Linked DNA regions of Homo sapiens: region 1 is linked to region 2. The links are chromatin loops, found by intact Hi-C in ENCODE. Cell type or tissue: mammary epithelial cell. All regions are shown on one strand. Each heading gives the region's core, and the rest is flanking DNA. Links, peaks and the distances in the headings are about the cores only.

The links. A loop is a pair of places that touch in the nucleus more often than their neighbours do. Peaks named below come from ENCODE experiments on the same cell type or tissue, not always from the same donor. Only the 100,000 strongest peaks of a DNase experiment are listed, where the experiment ranks them.
Region 1: it touches region 2 in a loop (5-fold over the local background); 4 of 110 quality-filtered maps call a loop at or near these places.

The regions. Positions count from the first base shown.
Region 1 is chr11:56,849,998-56,855,386 of GRCh38, reverse strand. The region is part of intron 1 of LINC02735 (long intergenic non-protein coding RNA 2735); the gene reads right to left. Among named protein-coding and RNA genes, the nearest start is that of LINC02735, 4.2 kb to the right of the region's middle. In mammary epithelial cell, for the core only: no CTCF peak of the experiment used is centred there; a DNase peak (open chromatin) is centred at 3,066; H3K27ac peaks cover 285 bases.
Region 2 is chr11:56,903,834-56,909,222 of GRCh38, reverse strand. All of the region lies in intron 2 of LOC105369310 (a long non-coding RNA gene), which reads left to right. It also overlaps the pseudogene FADS2B. Among named protein-coding and RNA genes, the nearest start is that of LINC02735, 58 kb to the right of the region's middle. In mammary epithelial cell, for the core only: no CTCF peak of the experiment used is centred there; DNase peaks (open chromatin) are centred at 2,192, 2,432 and 3,102; H3K27ac peaks cover 3,029 bases.

The DNA.
Region 1 (5,389 bases), core at 277-5,276, 54 kb after region 2:
AGGTATTGAAGCCAAACCTTATGATTTTCCTGCCTAAACTTTCCCAGCCTGAAATAAACTGATTTCTGATAAGCCAGAGGAGAACCCAGACAGAAAAATCGGTTGTGCCTGAGGCACTACTCCATTGGATTATAAAATGTTCAAGGCTGGGAATGTGTCTTGTTCAAGTTTGCACTCTTCATTGGCATGTAGTGGTCAATGAGTTGGTGGTTATTTTTTAGTATTTATAATAACAATGCCTTAAGTTTACAAAGGTCTTTGAAATACAGATCTTTCTTTCTCTCTCTTTCCTTCTTTCCTCCCTCCCTCCTTTCCCTTCTCCCTCTCTTTCCTTCCTTTTTTCCTTCCTTTTTCCTTTCTTCCTTTTTTCCTTCCTTCCTTTTTCTTTCCTTCCTTCCTTCCTCCCTTCCTCCCTCCCTCCCTCTCTTCCCTCCTTTTCCTTTTCTTTCTGTCTCCTCTTCTCTTCTCTTCTTCTCTCTCTCTCTCTTTTATAGAGACAGAGGCCTTACCATGTTGCCCAGGCTGATCTCAAACTAGAATCTTTCATATTTATTATCTTATTTAAAACAAATCCCAGTAGTTTGAGGCTTGTTATATTATTGCTGTTTCACAGATAAGGGATTTCTCAAAGTCACAGAAGAGGTAACAGTTGGTGGTTGTGAGGGCTGGCACCAGCACTTCTGTCTCTAAGTGGACTCTTCTCACTTTGTCTCAATTGCCCCCATTTATTTTAATGACTGGAAGAAAAATGAATGAATGATTGGATGAGTAAAAGAACTAAAGCCAGGACAATTCACCAACCCTCAGGGATGGAGAAGCTAGCCTGGCTAAAGTAGACCCGGACAGAAGATCCATCAGGATCCCCCTGAGAAATACAGGCTGTTGGTATTAGACTGCAAACTACAAATGTAACAGGGAGGGAAACTCATGCGTATTATACTTAGATATGCAAATAATCTGTACTTCTAATTTTTTTCTATAATTAATTGCATCTTTATTATGAGCCCATATAATGCTGAGTAGCAGGGGCTACTACACTGAGTTCAGTTTGTTAAATGCAATTGCACTGCTGATCTCAAAAACCCTGTATTTCAGATGCCTCTTCTCCACACACCTCTCTAGATTGGCCTCTAGAGATATGAGGAAGGGACTTTAGGAGAATTTATGGTGAATGGAATAGGAGAAGTCTCTTGGATTTACATGAGAGCCCTCTGGCTTCCCTGGCTCTTATGGTAACTTTATTGTCAACCTAGTTGAGTCTCACCTTACTGGCTTCCTTAGCTGGTGATGCCCTGCCCTCTTCTTTAAGCACAGTCAGGAGAACAAGAACTGTGTTCTTCCCTGTCTCCAAGTTCTCGCTTTGGTTCAGCTGGTGATGATAGCTTGTGTTACAAGAACAGGTGCAGAAAGTTTTGAAAGGCTCAGATATCTGCCACGTTAGTTCATAGACAGGTCAATATAGCTAGGTGTTTAAAGCAAACTAGACCTCAGATTTTTCCTACTGTTAGGCTTAAGAGAGTACCTTCTATCCACCACTCCACCTTATAATATCTCTGTCCAAATTAGCTTATGCTGAGTTAAGAGTTGGAAGGGAGAAGAAGTGATGAAAATTCTTTTGATTAGTCAATGAATTTAGGGGGAATGGCCAGGAGTTCTGCTAAGAGGATTTGATTAACATCACTAAGAGGAATCTTGAGGAGGCTTCAAAGATCAGGGACTCAGACTCCTGAAGAAAATACCATAACCATTCTCTCCTACCCACCATCCAACTTTGCAAGATGTTCTCTTTATAGGTGAAGTGACCTCTCTGAGTTAGACAAGCCATGAGGTACTCTGGCTCCTGGACAGTGAGTGGATATTGATTGGAAAGGAACATTTGGGGTTGACTCAGAGTTAAGAATCTCAGTCTCTTAACCTATCCCAGCAAAATTTATTCCAAGTTCAGAGGAAGAATGAGTACACTACAAGAAATTAGTTAAAGCAATTAAAAATATAAATGGATATTTACTGAATACCTACCATGTGCCAGGCACTATTCTAGGCACTGAGGGAAAAACAATGGGGCTGGAGGGAGGAGTGAGAAGGAAAAAAAAAAAAAACAACAGACAAAATTATCCAACTTTCTGGAGCTTCTATTCCGGAAGGGATTTCAGATAATAAATAACATAACTAAATAAACTATGCAGCACATTAGTGATAAATATAGAAAGAAATAAAGGAGGAAGGAGGATACAGGTAGAGTGGGGAGTGCAATTTAAATTGGTTTGAACAGAGAATATCTCACTGAGATGACATTTGAGCAAAAACTTGAAGAAGGTAAAGAAGCGAGCCACGTGGTTGGATATCTGAAAGAAGAGAATTCCAGTGAGAAGGTAGTACTGTTTCTGGTATATGTTAGAAGCACAGGACGGAGATTACTAGAGCTGGAGGGTACTGTCTGGTGAGGAGAAAATCTGTAAATGAGGCTAAAGAAATAAAGGAGTAGGGCCTTGATCATGGAAAAGGCTCTTGGTTGTTTCCCAGGTGAGATGGGAGCCCTTGAGCCCTTGAGCACAGGAAGGACCTGGTCTGATTTCAAGAATCATTTGTTTGCTGTGCTGAGAATTGATTCTCTCTACTATTCTAGGAGAAAAGTAGAAGCAGATAAACCAGTTAGGTTACTGTCACAATAATTCTAGTGAGAGAGATATTAGTAGCTTGGGATTGGGTAGCAGCAAGAGAGAGTGGGAGAAATAATTAGATATGGATATATTTTGTAGTAGAACCACTCAATAGCATGGATTGGATGTGGGGTAGAAGAAAAATAGGAAAATCAAGGATGTCTTCAAAATTTGTGGATTAACTAGAAAAATGGAATCACTATTAAGATGTGGAAGGCTTTAGGTGCGTTAGGTTAAGGGAAAGATTAGAAGTTGGTTTTTGCACATATTAATTTTGAGATGCCTATAAAACATCCAATAATTATTTGTTGAGTAGGTATTTGGAGTCTGACTTTAAGGGACAAGTCTGAGCTGGACATATAAACTTGTAAATCATCAGCACATAGATGGTTTTGAAAGGCATGAAACTAGATGAGATCATCAAGAGGGTGAGTGTAGACAAAACAAAAATGTAATAACATGGCTGAGCATTTTTTAGCATCCCAGGCCTTTAAATCCAGCTCTCAGCTGGAGATACCACTTAGGTATCTCCAGGCATCTCAAATTTAACAGGTCCAAAACTCAGTGCATTATCTGACCTCTTTCAAAACTTGCTATGTAAGCACAGTACTGATATTAAGTTGAATGATTATAGTAGGCTCTATTTTTTGAGTGCTTACATGTCTGGCATTTTGCTAAGCACTTTACATGCATTATTTAGTTTAATCCTTACAGTATCATGTTAAGTAGATATTACTATTTTCTTTCTATAGCAGATAAGAAAAGCGAGGCCAGAAAGTTTGAATAAATTGCCCAGGGACACACGACTAGTAAGCGGTGAAGTTTGATGGTAATCCCAGGTCTCTTGAATCCAGACCTTATATTTATAACAACCAAGTCATATAGTATCTTGATATTCAGGAAAAGTAAGTCTAGAGACTTTCCTAAATTTTTAGTTTTGTAACTTGTTTTGCATTATGGGGTTCTTTGATAATCTGATGAGAACTATAGATAATTCCCCTGGAGATATGCACATATGGGAAGAGAGCTAACACTTTGTATTCAATTTCAAGGTTCAATAGACACCTTCAGATCCATCCATGGACCTTGTCCACTTAAATATCAGTGGGACCTCCACAAAAAAATTTCTGCATCATGTCCCCCCATAATTTCTCTCATAAATGGCAATTTCTCTTTTAGTAACTTACTAAAAAATTTAATTGACCTTTTTTTAGGCTTTCATTTATTTACTTTAAAAGATATATATTCAGACAGGTAAATACTATAGACTTGTATAAACCTCATTTCTACCCTACCTCTATTCCTATCTACTCTATCCCATCCCCCAAATCTCATATTGAAAATGATGTAGTACTTTTCCTTAGTTCAGCTAAAGATGGGGTCTTGTCCCACGGCCAAGAAAATTTAGGCTTGCAGATGATTTTAAGGGTGAGTGAGGTAGGGTTTCACTGGGGGAAAAGGAAAAAAAGGGGAACAGAGAATCTCTGCAAGGCCAGAGTTACTGCTAGTGTGCTTCCTGCCTGTCAGCTTGAATCCCAGGTTCCACACAGGAAGATGAGGGGCTGCAAATGGTGCAAACTTCTGTGACTATATCCCATTGTACATTCCTCCTAGTACGCAGGCTGATTGGAAGCTCTGCCAGGGAGTCCTTCTCACCTGGCTGTCCCAGCAACAACTTCTATTACTTCCTTTAGTATCTGTCCAGTGTTTCTTTAATGTAAATATAGGCATGAATTTAGTTGTTGGTCCCCACTCCATCTCTTTCTTATATAAAGGTAACACAGTATGCTCATAATCCTTTGCTTTGCTTTTATTAATATATCCTGGGTTTCTTTCCAGATCAATAGGCAGAGAGCTTCTTCATTCATTTTTAATTGCAATCCGTCTACCAGTCTCTTATGAATGCACATTTGGGAGCTTTCTAATTTTTTCTCCTTTAAACAATGCTGCAGTGAATAACTAACAAAAGTCATTTTGAACATATGCAGGAATATCTATCAGATAAAGTCCTAGTAGTAAGATACTACTAGATACAAGTCAAAATGTAAATGCATTTGCATTTTTTAAACCATTTCTCAAGGCATTATTGCCATATGGAAAGTTGTATATATTTAATGTATTCATCTCAATAGGTTTTGGAATAAAAGCACACATCAATGAAACCATCGCAATCATCCAGGCCATAATTATATCCATCACCTCCCAAAGTTTCCTTCTGCTCTCTTTATTATTATTATTTTGTGGTAAGATAAAATAATAACATAATGTAAAATCTACCCCCTTAGCATTTTAAAGTATACAATACAGTATTGCTTGCTATAGGCACTATGCTATATGTTGGATCTCAGGTATTAAATTCTCCTGCATAACTGAAACTTTGTCCCTTTAACCATCACTCCTCATTCTCCCCTCTCCCCAGCTCTTGGCAACCACCATTCTACCCTCTGCTTCTATGAGTTTGACTATTTTAGATTCCACATATAAGTGAAATCATACAGTGTTTTTCTGTATCTGACTTATTTTACTTAATGTATAACCATGTTGCCACAAATGGCAGAATTTCTCTCTTTCTTAAGGCTGACTAATATTCTGTTGTACGTATATACCACATTTTCTTTATCTACTCATCTGTCAATGGATAAAGAACAATGGATATTTCGCATTTATAATTTTGATAGATATTACACAATTGCATTCCTTAGAAGTTGAAACATACTGCACATTCATTA
Region 2 (5,389 bases), core at 209-5,208:
AGAAGGTGAGTGGCAGGCGAGCAAGGGAAGCTTCATCTATGTTTACAGCTACTCCCCATCATTCTCATTACAGCCTGAGCTCTGCCTCCTGTGAGATCAGCTGCAGCATTAGATTCTCATAGGAGCACAAATCCTATTGTAAACTGCACATGTGAGGGATCTAGGTTACATGCTCCTTATGAGAATCTAATGCCTGATGATCTGTCACTGTCTCCCATCACCCCAGATGGGACCCAGTAGTTGCAGGAAAACAAGCTCAGAGCTCCCACTGATTCTACATTATTGTAAATTGTATAATTATTTCATTATTACAGTGTAATAATAATAGAAATAAAGTGCACAATAAATGTAATGTGCTTGAATCTCCTGAAACCACACCCCACCCACTGGTCCATGGGAAAATTGTCTTCCATGAAACCAGTCCCTGGTGCCAGAAAGATTGAGGACCACTGCAGTAGGGTGACTGTAGCTAACAATCAGGTATTATATATTTCAAGATAGCTAGAAGAGAGGATATTGAATGTTACAACAAAGAAACGATAAATGTTTAAAGTGATGAAGATCCTAATAACCTTGACTTGATCATTACACAACGTACATATGTATTGAAACATCATAGTGTAGCTCATAAATACATACAATTACTATGTGTCGATTATAAATAAAAATAAAATAAAATGATAAAAGATTTTTTAAATTGCATATGACCTACTTAATCTTACAATTGTGTATTTATTCACACATTCATTATTTATTTTGAATTATGTCCTAGGTGTCAGATACTTACTGAGCTAGGCATTTGGAACATAAAGATAAACATGATAAAATGGGGTTTCCACACTTAGGAAACATATAATCTAATGGGAGCAGTAGACAACTGAACAAGGACAATATGATAAGGAGAGAATCTCCTTTTCAATTAAGTCACCTGAGAACCAATGTTTGGATTCTTCCGCCAGCTGACTGTACTCTTTTAGCCAATGATTATCTGTGGTGAGTAGTAATGTGGGAGTCCGGTTTGGATCCATGATATGACGGGAAGCAGATCTTAACAGGTAAAGCTTAGAATAATGGTCAGAGTAATTATGGGTGTGATCCAAATAAATGTCTTCCCTTGGCCCTTCTTTCTGGAAGCCACTATATCCAGAGACAAGGGAAAGAAAGTACTCCACAGGCAAGAGAGGATTATCAGCGGCATGCCAAATAGGCTGCCCCTTCGCCAAATTCTAGGCAGGAACAACCCTGTCATTCCTCATTTCCACATTAGGTCTATTCTCAGTGCGGTAGAGAAAGGGCGGGGAACATCACACATTGGGGCCTGTTGGGGGGTGCGGGGCTGGGGGAGGAATAGCATTAGGAGAAATACCTAATGTAAATGATGAGTTGATGGTTGCAGCAAACCATCATGGCACATGTATATCTATGTTTCAAACATGCACATTGTGCACATGTACCCTAGAACTTAGGGTATTAAAAAAAAAAAAGAATGAACCCAGGCTTTGGAATGAAACCAACCTGAATTTAATCCCTGCTTGGCCATCTATTTAGGTATGTGACCTTGAGCAATTTCCTCATCTGTAAAATGGATGAGGCTTCTTAGAGGATTGCAGAAAATAACATGCTTGACACTTTCCTTTTCCTTACCAAAATAAAATGTTTTAGGATGTCATCATGGAATCAGTATAGGCCAGATTTTCTAGGAAGATCTTAATTTCAAATGTTCTGTCCCACTATCCCTATAATGAGACTTGACTCTTAGTTTTTTTATATGCACATACTGATGAATATGAAAAATATGCTACAAGGAGTCCACTTTGTTTTTAGTATTGCACAGTAGTCCAAAATGTATGCAAACATTTCATGGTTTATTTTGGGAAGTGCTCTTTTATTGTACAAACACTGGAAAGACCAGAACATATACATTTTTGCACAGTTGGTGAATGAAAATTCTAAAGAATCTCCATATTGGTGTCTTTTCCAGGCGGTGGTGGGGGGAGGTAATTGACATGAAGTTAAATTTTAAACTTTAAAATTGTGATGCATGTCTAAGGCGGGGATGTTGCTGTTTATATTGTAATTTTCTTTGTCACATCCTCCCCGCCCACCTTCCCTTTCCACAGGTAGTTTTCTCTCCTGCACATAGTTGAAGCCAATGTTCATTTTGCTCATGAGTCACTGTTTTTGTCTGCAAAAAAAGGCAGAGTACACTTGATTTGCTTTTAGAGCCATTGCCCATGTTCTTACTCAGTTCACAAGTCATCAAGGTTATATTCATTTCGACTAGTGCAAAATTGTTTCTGGAGACACAACTTACATAGAAATAGCTGTGTACAAATCAGGATCAATGGGAAAGCAGTGATTTTTTTTTTAAAGTGCCAGCATGGGTGGGGCTGATCTGAAATATTTCACATACTGGCACTGAATCAACTGCCAGCTACCTCCAGGGCAGATGAGTCTTACCTTTCCTCTGACTCCTCAGAACAGAGGAGGAAAAATGGGATGGTCTATTACCTGAAACTCACAATAGCAGAAGAAACTGCCTCTGCTTTTATTCTGTGCTAAGTATCTCTGAGTGAATCCAGAAACAGACTAATCTATCTTACACTGGTGAAGAGAGGGTGGAATAGAATGCCCACAGGAATTTTCTGGTCAAATGTGACCTATCACATGAAATAACAACTTATTATTCATTCTAACTATTTTGGGGGACACATCTCCAATATGAATCAAAATCCAACTCTGTGTTATCTGATTGACTTAAGGCTCAAACTGCTCAATGGGAGAGAGGGTAGATAAAAGTAGATGATTCCAGGTACCTTGCAACTTAGTGATGATGTGATTTATTTCCATCTTCTTAATACTTCAACGATTAAATATTTTTCTTATTGATTCTGAGTCTTCATTTTGATTATGGAAAGACTGTTTCTAGTATTAATAACAATTAACAATTATTAAGCATTTCCTGTATGCCAGACACTTTGTTGAGCATGACACATGAGTATTGCGTATAATCCTAACAACATCCTTATCAGGTTGAAGCCATCATCTATCATCATTTTACAGTTGAAGAAACTGTGGTTCAAAATCATTAAGTAATTTGTTCAAAGTGACTCAGCTCATGAGTGCCTGAATTCTCACAGAAGGCAGGTTCATTTTTGTAGGTTAGAATCACCTGGGGAACTTTCCAAAAATACTGATGTCTAGACTCTACTGGGGATGAATTTAGAATATCTAGAGATGGTACTTAGGCATTAGGACTTTAAAAAATAACTTCTTTAGGTGGCTTCAAATGATAGCCAGCATTGAGCAGCTCTGCTCTAGTGCCTGCATTATTTAGTGCTATGCTATGAATTCTCCACTGACCAGTTTATGTCCATTGGCTTAAATGCTTAACCCCTCTGAACATGAATTTCAACTGAAAACTAGGAGTGCTATATCCTCACATCATTAGAATTACTTGAGAAAATAGCCTAACGGGGCAAATTCCGAACCTGGCACTTGTCAGGCTCACACAATGTGAGTCCCCATCTGTGTTTCCTTATTGTTTGCTGTAAGTAGTTACTGCTCACTACTCTCTGTGGGCCTGGCTCCAGCATTGTCTTCATGCTTTTATTAGTTGGCTACTTCCAAGCCACTACGGGCTGGGGAAGCAGATAACCAGAATGAGATATATGTATAAAATCACTGTGTTAGGGAAGAACTAATAGGCTCTGAGTCAGTGCCCATAGGTTTTTCCTAAGGGATCCCGGTTTGAATGCAAGGATTTGGTTTAGTGGAAGGCTCAGAGACATTTGCTTCCCTTCTAGGCCAGAGTACATAGTCACCAAACCCTAGAAAGTTCTAGAAAAGTAGAGATCTAGTTTAACTCCTAGTACTACTGATGGGAACACTGAGGACCAGGGATAGAATGTGATTTACTAAAGATCTCACAATGAGCACTGTCAGAGCCAGGCCTGGAAGCCATGCTTGGAAGTCCTGCACTGTTAACTGGTTCATTCATTCACTCTTTCTTTCTTTCTTTCTTTCATTCCTTCCTTCAACAAAAGCTTATTGAAGGCTCCCCCCCGCCGCCATGCACCAAGCACTCTCCTAGGTGCTGCACTGCAGTGGTGCATAGGACAGTGTACCTGCTTCCTGGAGCCCAAGTAAGAGGGGATAAGACCAGCTGTCATATCACTACCTGCTTTTTCCAGCAGTCTGGATTTTGCAATCCTGCACTCTTGAACAGAGCCATCTGGCTTTTCCTGACTAGTCTTTCTGTTCACTAGTATCTGTTTTGCATCTTTTCCTTTATTTCTTCATAGCTGCCTCCTCCTTGCCCAAAATCCCTTCTAAGAATATTCCCACTTATGATTTCACAATGCACATCTTCATTTTTCAAGGCACACACTTTCTTCTGTGAGGTGGTCCCTTAGGGCAGGGGGGTGCCAGGGATTTAGCCAAAGAGTCTACCAGGGTAATACAAAATATAAGAGCTTCTTAAATAGAACTAAATAAATCCTCACAAAAAATTTAATTTAAAATTCTCATTTCAGCACATATTTTATAGTGTTGTATTATATATTAGTACATATTATCTACCTTGTTAGTACACTTATATTTATTTGTGGGGTATCATAAATATTTTTTACTGATATCAATGTACAAATATGGGAACCACTCCTTAGGGACTCATGTTCAGGAATCCCCCTCATGCTCCCTGACGTCCCATACCTTGAGATGGCACATCACAAATTTATGCACCACGTGGTTCCACTTGGACTTCCTAAATATGGAAAGGTGCCCCGCGTCATGCTGCAAAAATGAGCTCTGAGCCTAGGAGAGAGGAAGTTACTGTTAGAGAAATTGGGACCCTAACAAGAAATCAATCAACAAGTCCCATAGTAGATTCACAACCTTATTTGGGAAAAGTGGGTGATCTTGTTCGACCTCCAGCCAAAATTAGTTTCTATTTCCCATACATATCCTGCCTGTTCTTTCCAACATTTATGCCTTTGTTGTATCAGCCTGGAATGCTCTCCTTGTCACTTTCAAAGGTTTCCAGTATGGAGTGCAAAGACCATGGTCTTTGGTGTCAGACAGATTTGAATTCTAAACTGTTCTTCACCACTAACGAGCTTCACGACTCTGGGCAAGTTACTCGATAGCTCTCACCTTCAGTTCTTCATCTGATAGAAGGGGACACTAATACCTAACTCACGGGGTTATTGTACTACATACCTATATGTAAAGTGCCCAGCGTATGCTAAGCACTAAACAAATATTTGTTTCCTTTCTTGCTTCCAAAAGTCACTTTTCAAGAAATTAAACAAGAGGATTTAAGAAAAAGAATCAGCATCCAGAATTCTGGAACCTCGAAACACATTGCAGTTAATTCTCTACAAAACCT